2 separate regions of the Homo sapiens genome follow, and region 1 is linked to region 2. A link is a loop called in an ENCODE intact Hi-C map of the cell type or tissue named here. Cell type or tissue: mammary epithelial cell. All regions are shown on one strand. Each heading gives the region's core, and the rest is flanking DNA. Links, peaks and the distances in the headings are about the cores only.

Evidence for each region. Hi-C counts contacts between places; a loop is a spot of excess contacts. Peaks named below come from ENCODE experiments on the same cell type or tissue, not always from the same donor. Only the 100,000 strongest peaks of a DNase experiment are listed, where the experiment ranks them.
Region 1: it touches region 2 in a loop (5-fold over the local background); 20 of 110 quality-filtered maps call a loop at or near these places.

What each region holds. Positions count from the first base shown.
Region 1 is chr1:107,748,430-107,753,429 of GRCh38, forward strand. VAV3 (vav guanine nucleotide exchange factor 3) reads right to left here. Exons shown (of 27, transcript NM_006113.5): 13 at 2,688-2,773; 14 at 1,033-1,165; 15 at 539-648. Among named protein-coding and RNA genes, the nearest start is that of MIR7852, 150 kb to the right of the region's middle. In mammary epithelial cell, for the core only: CTCF peaks have their summits at 323 and 2,145 (motif pointing left); a DNase peak (open chromatin) is centred at 2,132.
Region 2 is chr1:107,526,076-107,534,407 of GRCh38, forward strand. No RefSeq gene overlaps it. Among named protein-coding and RNA genes, the nearest start is that of MIR7852, 370 kb to the right of the region's middle. In mammary epithelial cell, for the core only: a CTCF peak has its summit at 3,660 (motif pointing left); DNase peaks (open chromatin) are centred at 3,676, 4,656, 5,176 and 6,436; H3K27ac peaks cover 3,002 bases.

The DNA.
Region 1 (5,000 bases), core at 1-5,000, 220 kb after region 2:
GTGGAACTAAAAGCCACTTAAAGAAATCAAGCCCTTAAAGCATTCCTTAAATACACGAAGCATTTTAGCCAAGATTCAAATAAGCGAGTTAAAACAGAATAATTCAATCTTTCTATTAAAAATAAGATATATGCATTTACATATCTGTTTGTGTATGTACACTTGGAGGCATTTCTATTTAAAGGTATATAATTTAAAAATATAGTTATTACATAAAAAGTTTATCATTAGAATAATTAATATTTTCTTGGGCTGCTGAGAGCTAAAGAACTAAAACATGCCTATAAGAAAGTCAAACAGAAGATTAGAGCTCCCTCTTTCTTCTTTTTGAAGGAATTCAACAAAACTCCTCTCCTAGGAGACCAAAGTTATCAAGCAGCCAGCAGCCTAGTAGCACTCCTGCTCACAGCAAAAACATTCCCGTCGCTGTACACATTATACATGCTACAAGCATTAGAGTACACTTATTGGTTGTTCATTATTCATAAGTGATTTAACTAGTAAAAATAAAAGCACTTTTAAAAATAGAAATACTCACAAAGCCATTTCAAACTGTTCTAGCCATTTCTTCTTTAAATCTTTTGTTTTGCAATAAAATTCTAACCCATTTTGTCCTTGGGTATGGATGAGGTAGAAGCCATAAGACCACTGTTAAAATTAATATTCCTTAGATTAATATGTATCATTAATAACATGTTTCTAAATTCACAAGAATACCACAACTATCCAAAAACTCCTCACAATATTATCAATGTACAAACTGAACAATCAAGCTTATTGTAGTCAACTTCATATCTATAACAATTTCTATGCCAAATGCGTTTTATTATCTGGATCATTAGGGCATTAGAAATGATCAGATCTGGCTGTGGCATTATCCAGTTATTTCTCACAAAGTTATGTACCTAATCAATCTCTAGAAACAAAAACATCTGGATTGATAAGCCATATCTCACATTAATGTATTATCATACTTTTCCTTAATGTTCAAGATTATAAGTAAATTACAGTTATTAGTTTCCAAAAAGTCACCTTTTTGTTTTCTTTATCGGTTGTAGGATTATTGGCTATCTTGTACTGCTGAAGATCTATTATTTCCTTCATTTCATAGTTATCACCTTTTCTCTTACATACGATCACTGCCAAATCAAATAAGAAGATATGCCTGGGAAAAAGAGATTGATTGATTGATTTTAAATGGTTTAGAAACATGGGTTATTAATTTTTTTGGGTATAAAGCAACCAAATGTTTTTTTCTTTGCATTAAAGACAACAGGTAGTATCATACACTGAAAACAACGGGGTATTTGAGGTTATAAGAACTGTGTGTGGAATTTCCCTTTACCTTGTAAATGGCCTCAGTGTGCTTTGGTTCCCTCATTTTAAAAATGGGCAAAAATCATAGTAAGAGTAAAATGCACACTGCAGAGTTGTTGAAAGGGCCAAGTGAGATAAGCCATAAAGTTTGTTCATGAGCAATTATCTTTTTTAATTTAAAAGCTAAAAACCTATAGAATAATATTAATGACATCCGTAGCAGCTTCTACTGAAGTTACTAGGAATCAGCCAGAATGCCTTGAGAAGTGTTCATCCCTTTCACAAACATGACTCAATTTAAATCCCCAAGACCACATGCTGGGAAGGTATCATTGCCATCTTCATTTTATTGAGGAGGAAACTGAGGCTTAGAGAAGTTAGATAATTTGCTCAAGATCACACTGCTAGTGAGGCATGTAACAGGATTCACAAACAGGTCTAATTTTGGAAACTGTGCTTTTACCCTCTATATTGTTCCTCATGATTTAATTGGCCACCTAAAAACCCAAACTGAATGGTATATGAGCCAAGTGTAAACTGAAAACGTTATGGTGAAATTTCCATGTTAATATTTCTTTTTTCTTATTAAGAACAACGTAACTTGGGGGAGAAAATAAACCTTATAACCACATCATCCAATACCAATACTTGTGTATTTTTATAAACTCTCAGTGATTAACACACATTTTTTTTATACACAATGATAATGACACATTCACAGGGCTGTAACACTTGCATCACTTTTAACGTCTATTTCTCCCAGAGAGGTTTAAAGGACCTATGGAGCCAGGGTTATCGAGGAAGAAGCAAGAGCTGATGCTGCCCCCTACTGGCTTTCGCTTCTCCAAAGATTCCAGAAAACAATCATTGTCAACCACAAAAACCTCTGTTTGATGATTACATATATACATAATTAAGGACTCCGGGCCAAGCTTACTAATCTTCAAGAACTACATCTGCAAATTTCCCTCAAGAAAATATTACTACGTGATTCTCACTTAATCTTCTTTCTTAGGGCATTTTTCTATTATTTTTGGTTATTTAAAAATATATTCCAAAAATTCAATTATGTTTTTATGGTAGTTATCTGTTCTTACTTTATCGCTCTTCTCATTTTAATGTATCCTAGCTGATCATCTATACTTGTTACTTCCTTCTTAATAACTTAGACAAACTAATAGATACCAGAACCCAGGTGGGAATACCTAAGATAATCTAGATTTAAAAAATTTAGAAATCATGGGTTGGTCTGTCTCCTTGTATTTCTTCCTTTTTTCCCCCTACTTCACACTGGAAAAATTGTCTTTAAGGTTTTCTCAGTTTTCTGACACTAATTACTTATTTTGAAAATAGTATTCTTCTTTTCTTACCTTTCTTGTTTGGTATGCTTGTCTAGAGTGGTTATTCGAATTTCACCATCTCCCTGAGGTCGTCCAAAAAGCAAAACTGGTTGGTTCTAAAATATAAAATGCACATGTCAGAGTTTTTCATAATCACATGAAAATAAAAACAAATATTAGTAGAGATATTTACTCAAGACAACTACCTTATTACATTAAAATGTTACCATTTTTTATACTTTTAAAGCATACTTACTCTAAAAAGCTCAGGTCTACATGACAAATAAGTCTGTCCTCTGTAATCCCAGGGGGTATGTCAAGGACATCAATTGATTTTAATTAGTATATATTCTTAAAGGGGAAATTAGCTATGAAAAGAAAGACTCAACCGGAAGGGTCCAAATTACGAGACGGTTCGGCAATTAATATTTTTTGAGCATCTACTACGTGCCAACCACCATAACAGGTGTACGGCAAAATGATACAGACACTGCCCTCATGAAGCACACTGCGCAGTGGAGGAACAAATATTCACAGAAGCATGCAATTACAAACGCACAATTGCCATGAAGGAGTACAGAAAGGGGCGGGGGGGCGCGCGCTAATTTGGTCTATAAAGTCCAGGCTGGCTTTCTTGAGCTAGGACCTCAAGGACGAAAAGCTCTGAGTTAATTATTTAAAATAATGAGCTATTTTCCCAGAGGCTGATAACTAAATTATTTTTAAGTGTTTATGAACACTTACTGTACACGCTAGAGGAAAAAAGAATTGACTGAAAATCACTAACGTTCAGAAATTCCATTTTAATAAAGGGCAGAGATGTGTGATTAACACTATAAATATAAAAATAAATGTATCTTATCAAAATCCCAGTGATGTTTTCTGCACAAATAGAAAATTCCATTCTAAAATTCTTATGGAATCTCAAGGGATTCTGAATAGTCAAAACAATCTTGAAAAGGAACAAAGCTGGAAGTCTCATACTTACTGACTTGTTTCCAAAACTTATTGCAAAGCCACAATAATCAAAATCATGCGGCACTGGCATACAAACAGGTATATAGACCAACAGAATAGTAGAGAGCCCAGAAATAAGTCCTCACATATATGGTCAAATGATTTCCAACAAGGTTAACACCATTAAATAGGGAAAGAATAGCCTTTTCAACAAATGGTGCTGGGAAAACTGGATATCCACATGTAAAAGAATAAAGGTAGACCCTTCATTACCTTACACCATAAATAAAGAATAACTAAAAATGTTTCAAATACCCAAACATAACAGTTAAAACTATAAAACTTTTACAAGAAAATGGGGAAAAACTTTATGACAATAGATTCAGCAATTATTTCTTCGAGATTGATAAATGGGACTTTGTCAAAATTAAAAACTTTTGTGCCTCACAGACAATATCAACAGAGTGAAAAGCCAACAGACACAAGAAAAGTATTTGCAAACCATATGTCTTATAAGGGATTGATATCTGGGATACAAATAAAGAGCTTCTACAACACAAAGACAAAAAACAACTTGATTCAAAAATGGGCAAAGCATTTGAATAGGCATTTTTCCAAAGAGAATATACAAATGGCCAGCAAACACACAAAGACAATATTCAACATCATTAGTCATTAAGAAAATGCAAATCAAACCCACGATGAGATATTGCTTTAAAACCATTAAGATGGCTGTTACCCAAACAAACCGAATAGTGAGTGTTGGTAAGGATGTGGAAAAACTGAAACCCTTGTGCATTGGTAGTAGGAAAGTTAAGTGGGGCAGCTGCTGTGGAAAATGGTATAGCAATTCTTCAATAAATTAACATAATGACCATACAACCCAGAATTCCACTTCCAAGTATATAACTAAAAGAAGTGAAAGCAGGCACTTGAATAGATATTGGTACACCTGTGACAATAATAATATAACAGTATTATTCACAATAGCTGAAAGAAGGAAGCAACCCAAATGTTCATCAATGAAAAACAGTGAGGTATTTATATAAAATGATGTATTATTCAGCTTTAAACAAATGGAAATCAAAAAAATAAAATGTTGACACATGACTACTACAAGGATGAACTTTGAAGACATTATGCTAAGTAAAAAAAGCCAGTCATGAAATGGCAAATATTGTATGATTTCACTTATATAAGGTGCCCAGAGTAGTTAAGCTTACAGAGATAGAAAGTAGATTGGTAGTTTCCAGGGGCCAGGGAAAGAGAAGAATGGGAAGTTCATGTTTAATGAGTACAGAGTTTCAGTTTTGCAAGATGAAGTTTTGGAGACGGTCACACAACATCATGAATGCACTTCTAATTTGAAAATAATTAGAATGGCAA
Region 2 (8,332 bases), core at 1,488-6,487:
ACACAGTCATATAAAACCCCTTTAGCTTCAATGACTAAATCACCTCTTTTCTTTGTTCTAGAAAGGCCATGTTTGCTATAGATGTTAGGCAGTGAGCTCAGGTTTACATTTCAGTTTTGTTTGTTTTCACAGCCCCCAAGCCCTAATCATTTTCTACCATACCCATACTACCACATTTCTCTGTTGTCATTACACTGAGCTAAATTAATTTACCTCCCTGTCCAAATTGTAAGCCTACAGAGTTAGAATCTACCCAGGAAAATATGACCAAGTAGAGTAAATGCTGGGCCTGCAGGTGGATGACTTGACATCCAGTCTCAGCTCTGACACTCACCTGGGTCACTCTAAGGTGGATTGCTCGTCTGTAAAATGGGTTTTATTCATAGATACAGAGTGAGTTGCTACCCTGGAACTTGGAGAGAAATAAGATGGGCTTTGAAAACTTCAACTAGTCAAACAGTAGATGTGACACATATCTGTGGGAGTAAACCAAGAGATTATCTGTGCCTTATAGCTTTAGAAACACCCCAAATTCTAGTCAGGGTGATCTAGGAGCAAACCCAGGGATGGCAAACTTGAACATAATTAGGATTTAGTCAGTAGAAAAAAAATCAATAGTATTGAATCCTCTTTGGAGAAAGGTTTTGTGAACTGATAATCTAGGACTGGCATCTCAAGGGGTCAGCAAACAATGGCCTGTGGGCCAAGTCCAGCTTGCTGCCTGTTTCTGTAAATAAGGTTTCATTGGAACATTTGTTTACATATTGTCTAAGCCTGTTTCTGTGCTACAATGATGGAGTTCTGTAGCTATGACAGAATCATGTGGTCTACATTTCCTAAGTATTTACTCTCTAGCCCTTTGGAGAAAACGTTTGCTAGCCCCAGTCAGTCTTTGATCTCTCAGTGTTTGATCTCCTCTGGCTCCTCTCCAGAATAAACCATACTCCCAACAGTTTTCACATTGGGGCAGGGGGGTCTTGGTGCTTATCAGAGTCTCCATGTGTGGTGCTTAATTATAAATACCCCCTAGTATGTGGTTATACTGATGGAAATGCCGAAGTTTCCAAGTTTGGAAATTTCTTCTTAGATTTGTCTAGGACAAGATGCCTGGTAAGTCCAAACAAAGAAGTTAGTGTTCCTGACAGCCACGTTCCCACCTTGGAGATGAATGCATGAAGCTATCGAAGCTTAACACCATTTAATATTCAAATGTATAATTCCCCTTGTTCAGTTCCACACCCCTCAAGCAATCTTCTGATAATTTGACTTCCCATGTAGAGTGCCCCCCAGAGAGCAGGCCAAGTTGACATATGTCTGTCTGCCAGTAGCTTTTCTAATTACAGATGACTAAATTGGTGATCTAGCTAATATATATCAGTCTCTGTGAACTTGGTTTGTGTCCCAATCCCTGAGGGGCAAATGACAGAGACACTCTTAATGTACTGACATATTATTCTGTGTTCCGAACCCACAAGATTGTCTTGAGAATATATGAGAAGTGAACATGGACCCAACTTGTTAAACCATAAAGACCCCACTGTGCTCCCTTAATTTCTAGAATGTGCACATTTGACAAAAGCTGAGGGCAGGGGTCAAAGAAACATTTAGCCTGTTCTCTGTTGAAGAGACTTTGCTAATAATAAAAATACTGTCAGTGTGGTTCATTAACAGTTTTTAATTGAGGTGACCTGTAGAAACTTACCAGCCAGTTTAAGTTCTAGTTCTGGCTTAAATGTCTCTTAAATCTACTTTCCCCATTACCCTTGGCTCTCCTTTCCTGAGAGAAGCCTTCACCTTCTTTCACCTGGACCTAAAACGACAACAGCCTTCAGTCTAATCATTCCAAACGCTTCCTCAACCCTCAGGTGCTAGAGTGACTTACCCTCAAACACAAAGCTCAGCATGCTGGCTTCATTAAAATTTTTTTTAGCAATGTAGCATTCAAACTCCTCCACATCCTGGCCCCACCTTACCAGTCACATGAGCCATGATCCAGCTACACTCCACTGCGTGCAAGTTCCACAACAGACTATTCCCTTCCACGTGCCTCTGCTGTGGCGAGATGCTAGTTGCCCCCGTAACTTGTTTTTCCTGTTTTTTTCATGGGTACAGAACCACCTTATTACAAGCATATTTCCCTGCCCCCCTTGAGGCTAGATGTGGTCATGTCAAAGTCAATGAAATATAAAGAAGTGTGCAATTTCTGCCTTCCTTACTATAATAAAGTAACTTACCCTGGACCACTTCTCCCTATTCTTCACACGGCTGGAAATGGCAAGCCAGCTGATGCTCCAGCAGTGTGAAAAATGCCTAGAGGATGGTGGAGCAACAAGTTGGAAGGACCATGGTCCCTGAATGACCTCATGGAGTAGGGCAGCCCCACCAGACTGCCTACCTTTAGACTATTATATGAGAGGAAAATGGACATCTATCTTTTCAAGTTACTGTACTGCAGATCTCTTTCTCACAGCAGCTTAGCTTTTACTGGAACAGACTTGCCTTCACATATTCTAATTCTTCAGGCTGCCCCATCCCTGTTCACTTGATGAGTTCCAATTTACATTGTTGTGAAGTACCACAATGCCCTCAGGACCAAGCGGAATGAATCCCCCTTTGCCTGTGCGCTCCATAGGACATTTACTTGATTGCATTGCCAGTGCCATACTGCTGTAATACGATTTTTGGCTTGCCGGATCCATGAGCAAGGTAAGCACCATTTTAAAATTTGTCTCTGAATCTCCAGGCCAAAGTCTAGCACATAGTAGGAGATCAGCATGTTTTCAAAGGTAAATAAATAAAAGCTTATCCCCTCACCTAGCTTAGCAGTAAGAAGCATCTGAAGAGTTAAGAAGTAGAACACAGAAAATTAGAAGAAAGAGATAAATGAAAGGGAAGAAACAGTGAGGCATAAGCCATGCCCTCTAGGTCTGCTGCAGCCTCAGCAGCACCCAGCTCTCTGTAGGAACTCAATAACCACAGATCGATTGAGCTCAACCTTTGCTTGTCATTACTGCTTCCTTCTGCCAGACCCCAAGGAAGCTTCTATAGAAAGTCGGTCCAGAGACTAAAAGAATAGTGAGGGGTGGTGTGTCAGATCAGCTGTTAATTAACAAATCATTCAAATCATGGAGTAAACAAATCTACATTAGAAGTATGCACAAGTTTCAGTGTATGGCTTTATTTTATATATTTTGGTTTATAAAATGTCTCATGATTATAGAATAGCTGTTAACTTAAAACCCACTTCTTTATTTCATCAGATTTTCAAACTGAAACTTTTAAAAGTGATTGATTCTCTGACTGATCCCATTTCTTTCCTATAGCCATGTCTATTCATGGTACTTTGGAAACACAGCACATGTTGCTTATGGAAACACACACTAAGATGAGAGCTAGGAAACTCAGTGGCCTTTAATTATTCAGGATTTAATCGTGCAAGCATGTACAATCAATATTTGTTGATCTTAATCTGATTACCTCCTAGTCGTGTTCAGCGTCTCCATCAACAGGATAACAATATGACACATTTCATAGACTTTCCCTAGGTTCTTCCAACAAGCTTATTGGAAGGATTTTAATCAGCTAATGAACTCGTCAATGGTATTTTCAGGAGCCAAGGCACCTTCCTGCACCTATATCCCATGACCATATTTGCCTGACATCTTGTGGCCACAAGGAGCATGACAGTCTATAAACCCAACATCTGTACACAGGGCAAGCAGCGTCTTTGAATGCTAATCCCTGCATCACAGTCAGAGCGAGTATAAAACTGCTTAAGAGATGTGTGACATGTAATTATTTCATCTAATTAAAATGGAAGCTAGGCTTTTCTTTTTATATTTATGAGGCAAGTTGGAACATGTGGGTCAATTCTTCTAAGGAAAGGAATGGGGTCTCTATCTGGGCTGAACATCTGGCTTGTTATCAACTACCTTGGCCACAGAACACTTTTCCTGTGAAAGGCCCACAAAAAACAGAATATGGCTCACTGGACTGAGAGAAGTAAGAGCATCTGTGGTCAGCTCCTCTGAGAGAGAGAGAGAGAGAGGATTTCGAGCTGGGATTGTTGGAACAAAGAACGCAGAATCCTCCGAGTAAAGAGACTGAAAAAAGGTTTCATCTTCAACACCACAATGGTATATTTTGCGTCTCATAAACTTGACTTTTTAGCACTAGAAACATTTTGTTTAAAGCCAAATTTAGGGTGGCATTATATAAATATAGAATAGAACAATAAAGGTGCTTTGATTGAAGCAGGGAGTCTGAGCGCCACTGGTTTAGCTTTTCTCTCCCACCCCCGCCACCACCCCAGACACATCCTCCAAACCCACACCTTTGAGGGCACAGTCTGACAACTGTTGAAAATATGGAAATTGTATTATATGTGAAATCAGAAGTCTTAGCTTTGTATCTCAACTCTACTCTTTAGTACCTGAGCATCATATAACAAGTCATTAACCTTTCTAAACCTCAGGGTTTTCATCTCTAAAGTAGGGAGAATAATATTTACTTCACAGGGTTATTGGGAACATTAAAAGAGGCAGTAAAATGAAGATGCTTTGTAATTGCTAGACAAATGATCACATTGCCATCATCAGACAGTCATAATGGGCAGTCACGCAACCAAGAGGAACGAGCTCCAGACAATGCCCTGCACTGTCTTCCTGCCAGGTTCTCATTCCTCCACGTTCCAGAGGCATTTACTGGAAGTCTTGATTCATGACTATGTCCCTGAGCAGCTTCGGATAGCAAAGACACAATGGAATACTCTGAACACAAGCATATAGGGCCTCTAAACACACATTGGTTCACCATTATTGCCTTGTTGACGAAGCATAGTTTTCCCGTTTCTCTTTTTCCCTGAATCTGTTACCCACCACCCCCCTTCGATTATTACCAAATCAGAAGATCTAGATTCGTGTATCTTTTTTTTATTATTTTTTTACCTGTTCTTTTTATTATTATTATACTTTAAGTTCTAGGGTACATGTGTACAACGTGCAGGTTTGATACATAGGTATACATGTGCCGTGTTGGTTTGCTGCACCCATCAACTCATCATTTACATTAGGTATTTCTCCTAATGCTATCCCTCCCCCAGAGAACATCGTGTACCTTAAAAGGTGTAGCTACTGAAGCCCAGAGAGGTTGTAACTTGTCTCTGAGCCTATAGCGAGTTTGTGACTAAGCTAGACTAGAATCCACTTCTCTTGTCACTCAAATGATCACCCAGCTGCCTGGGCTGCTTGTCTTATAAAGGATGCCAATCTATGTTAATGAAGGGTGGGAGGGGGCTAGTGTTGTACTGAAGAAATCCGATGGAGATAACCAGCAAGACGACTCCAGAATCACTCTTAGAAGCTGGATGACTGCAGGATAAAACAGCAGAGAAATTGAGCATTCACTTCCCTTGGGAATTGAATGAACGGGGAATAGAACATGTTCTGTCCACCAGGAAGAGGATCAGTTTATTTCTAGGTGTTTCTGAGAGATGAGTAATTGTGACTGGGCAGCAGTAGGATACCACCCCTTCAAGCCCATGACTCTGCGCATCCCCAGGCCCATGAGTGTGTGATACCAGATGAGAAGGAGAAGCAGGAGGCCTTGCCACCATGACAGCCAGCTGGGTGTTATCAGTGAGCTAGGACGCAAACTGTCAATCACAGAAGACATGGCTTATCCCACAGCACACCTTTCATACATGAGAATAAATTCTCAAGAAAAAGTGTATCATTTCCGATGGAGAACTTTTACACATAAACTGTCTGATGCGCTCTCCTGACCCAAAAAGAGGAAACGAATAGCACCCAATATCCTACCAAATCCTCCTTCAAGGCTGAAAATTATGTGGTTCTAATGTGCCATTAAAGGTAATTTAAAAGAAAATGGCTGTTTAATTTAGAGATCATTTCTGGCAAGGCTGAGACCTGTCTTCACCAGCATTTGAAGCTATTATATAAACCACCAAAATCAGAACTACAGGCAATCTTGTCTATTCATGGGCCAGGCATGTGTGCCTTTTTCTCTCATGCTCTTTAATATTTGCTATTTCTTTTATTTGAACCCAAAGGAGAAAAATCTCAGTTGCAGAAATAGAACATGAATTCAGTAGAGTGTTTTTTTTTCTTTTCTTTTTCTTTTTTTTTTTTTAAGAGAGAGACTTCAGAGGCAAGATGATAAATGGCTAATAAGAAACAGGGGTGCCTAGGGGCTTGCAAGGAGGGGGCTGACCATGCACGTGAGAATTCAGGATTCAGTGATAGGGAGCTGCTGTTTCAGCCCTCAAAGAAGAAGCTATCGATTCATTTTTAAGGCAAACAAGTTGGATCCTGGGGACTGCTGAAGGTGAAGCAGCAGCTTCTCTGAGCCTGCCACACTGGGTGACCTTTGCATGGGGCCACAGAAAGAACAATGGCAAGGCAACACTCCTAAATTAGTCATCGGTGCTGTTTGATTTGCTCCTGTGCCAGATGTTCCCTCATTGATCACTGCCTGGCCCATATGTCCTCTCTGAACAGGGGAGCGAGTGGAGCCAGCAGCCGCCACTTCAGAAGCAGCCACCAGAGCGGGCTAATGGAGTCCTTGGCAGGAGGTTGCCATCTGATTGGTTTGCCACTGTTTCTCTTAGAGATCAAGGGCATTATACAGGCAGCACACCTGCCCACTCTCAGGGCCAGGCTCCGGGCAGTCAGGCAGCCTCAATTCCTGAAAGGCCCTGGTGAGCTTCCCAGAACCCCTCAGCAGCGTCCCTGGCCCTCTCACTCTTTTCGTCCCTGTCACAAGAAGCCCCTGTGGCATTTGTTAAACAGCCATTGCCATGTTCAAAGTGAGGCTCAACTTGGCCTGCAGTTTTTCTGTTCTTATTGCTTCTGAGCGGAGGACTGGGGGGCACTCTGCCCTTCTCCGACTTAAGGGTGGAGAGGGATCACAATTTTAAGCCAGCAGGTAGAGGAAAGAGACTGGAGAGCTGCTCATCAGGGATGTTGGCTGGCTTGTCCTTTTATATCACTAAGAACTGCCATGTGGATATAAGAGGCAAGGACACCTTTCCCAGCTTCTCATGAGGCCTGTAAGAAACATCCCTTTTATCTGCCCTCATCATCCCATTCTTCGGGAAACCCTGCTTCCAGCCATTCTTGGGTACCTTGATCAGACTGGCCAATCAGAGAACCTCTCTATAATTTCTAAACCAATGCTGGGCAGAGAGTGAGCTCCGTTCCCGGGGAGGGAGTTATGGGGTGTGAGGCCCAGGATCCATCAGTATCTTGTGGGAGAAGTCAGAGTGCTCCAGCGAGGATAGGCAGACACTAGCAAGGATCCAGCATGGACCTGAGTCAGGGGCCCCTGAGGACCAACTGCAGCTCTACCTTCCTGTTTGGCTGCCAGATCCTTCCTTCAATTACATAGGATGCTCCCATATCCTTCCTGTAATTTACTATTTGTGCCAAGGCTGTTTTGAGTTTCTGTCACTTGCGTCTAAAAGAGTCTGGACAAATAAGTGGATCAAATAAAAGGGGAACAGGACAGTACCCTGAATCACCATGATTTTGAAACCCAACTCTCTGACTAACCAATCTGCCAAAAATAGATTCCTCAAATAATCTATTTGCCAGAAGAACTCATCACAAAACAGAATGTCCCCACGCTTTTTTTTAGCCATGTCTTTTCTGAGGCTACTTTAGCATTTTGCTCATTTAGCTATGATGTCTATCAGATTCTTCTAAATTGAATGTCAATTTCTTCTAGATTTCACTTCTTCAGTGCCTAGGGCGTCCTGAGCATAGAAGTTCTGTATCAATTGGATGAGTTTCTCTTTGATACCGTTTGCTCCCTCTCTGACTCGGGAAGTGTGCCCATTTTCTGCCTACTTCTCCACTTCATCAGCTCCTAACTTGTGCCTGTCTTTGCCCTTCACCTTGCTTGCCCTTGCCCACAAAATGGCTGTGACAAGCTGTTCTATGTCCAGTTAAAATCCGTATCTGACCAACTGTAGTAATTTTAGTAATATAGCAAGCCAGCTATTGTATGAATTGGATTTGAAAAAGTGTTTCCCAGTGATTTGACCAAGATGCCAAACACTACAACCAACCAATGAGTACGTTGAAAAATAAAATCCAAAGAGAATCTGCAAAATTTAGTTTTCATCTCCCTTGCCATTGAGTGGACTAGACCATTGACCCTAGTAGTGGGTCTCCCCTGACTGACTCCCAAGACAAATTCTACCCCTGATCTGAAGGGTCTATAGCTGTTGCTGTTGGAGGGCCAGGACTCCCTCTTGGACTGGGCCATGCTGAGCTGCTGTGGTGATCACCTCACTGCCCCACTGTACCTC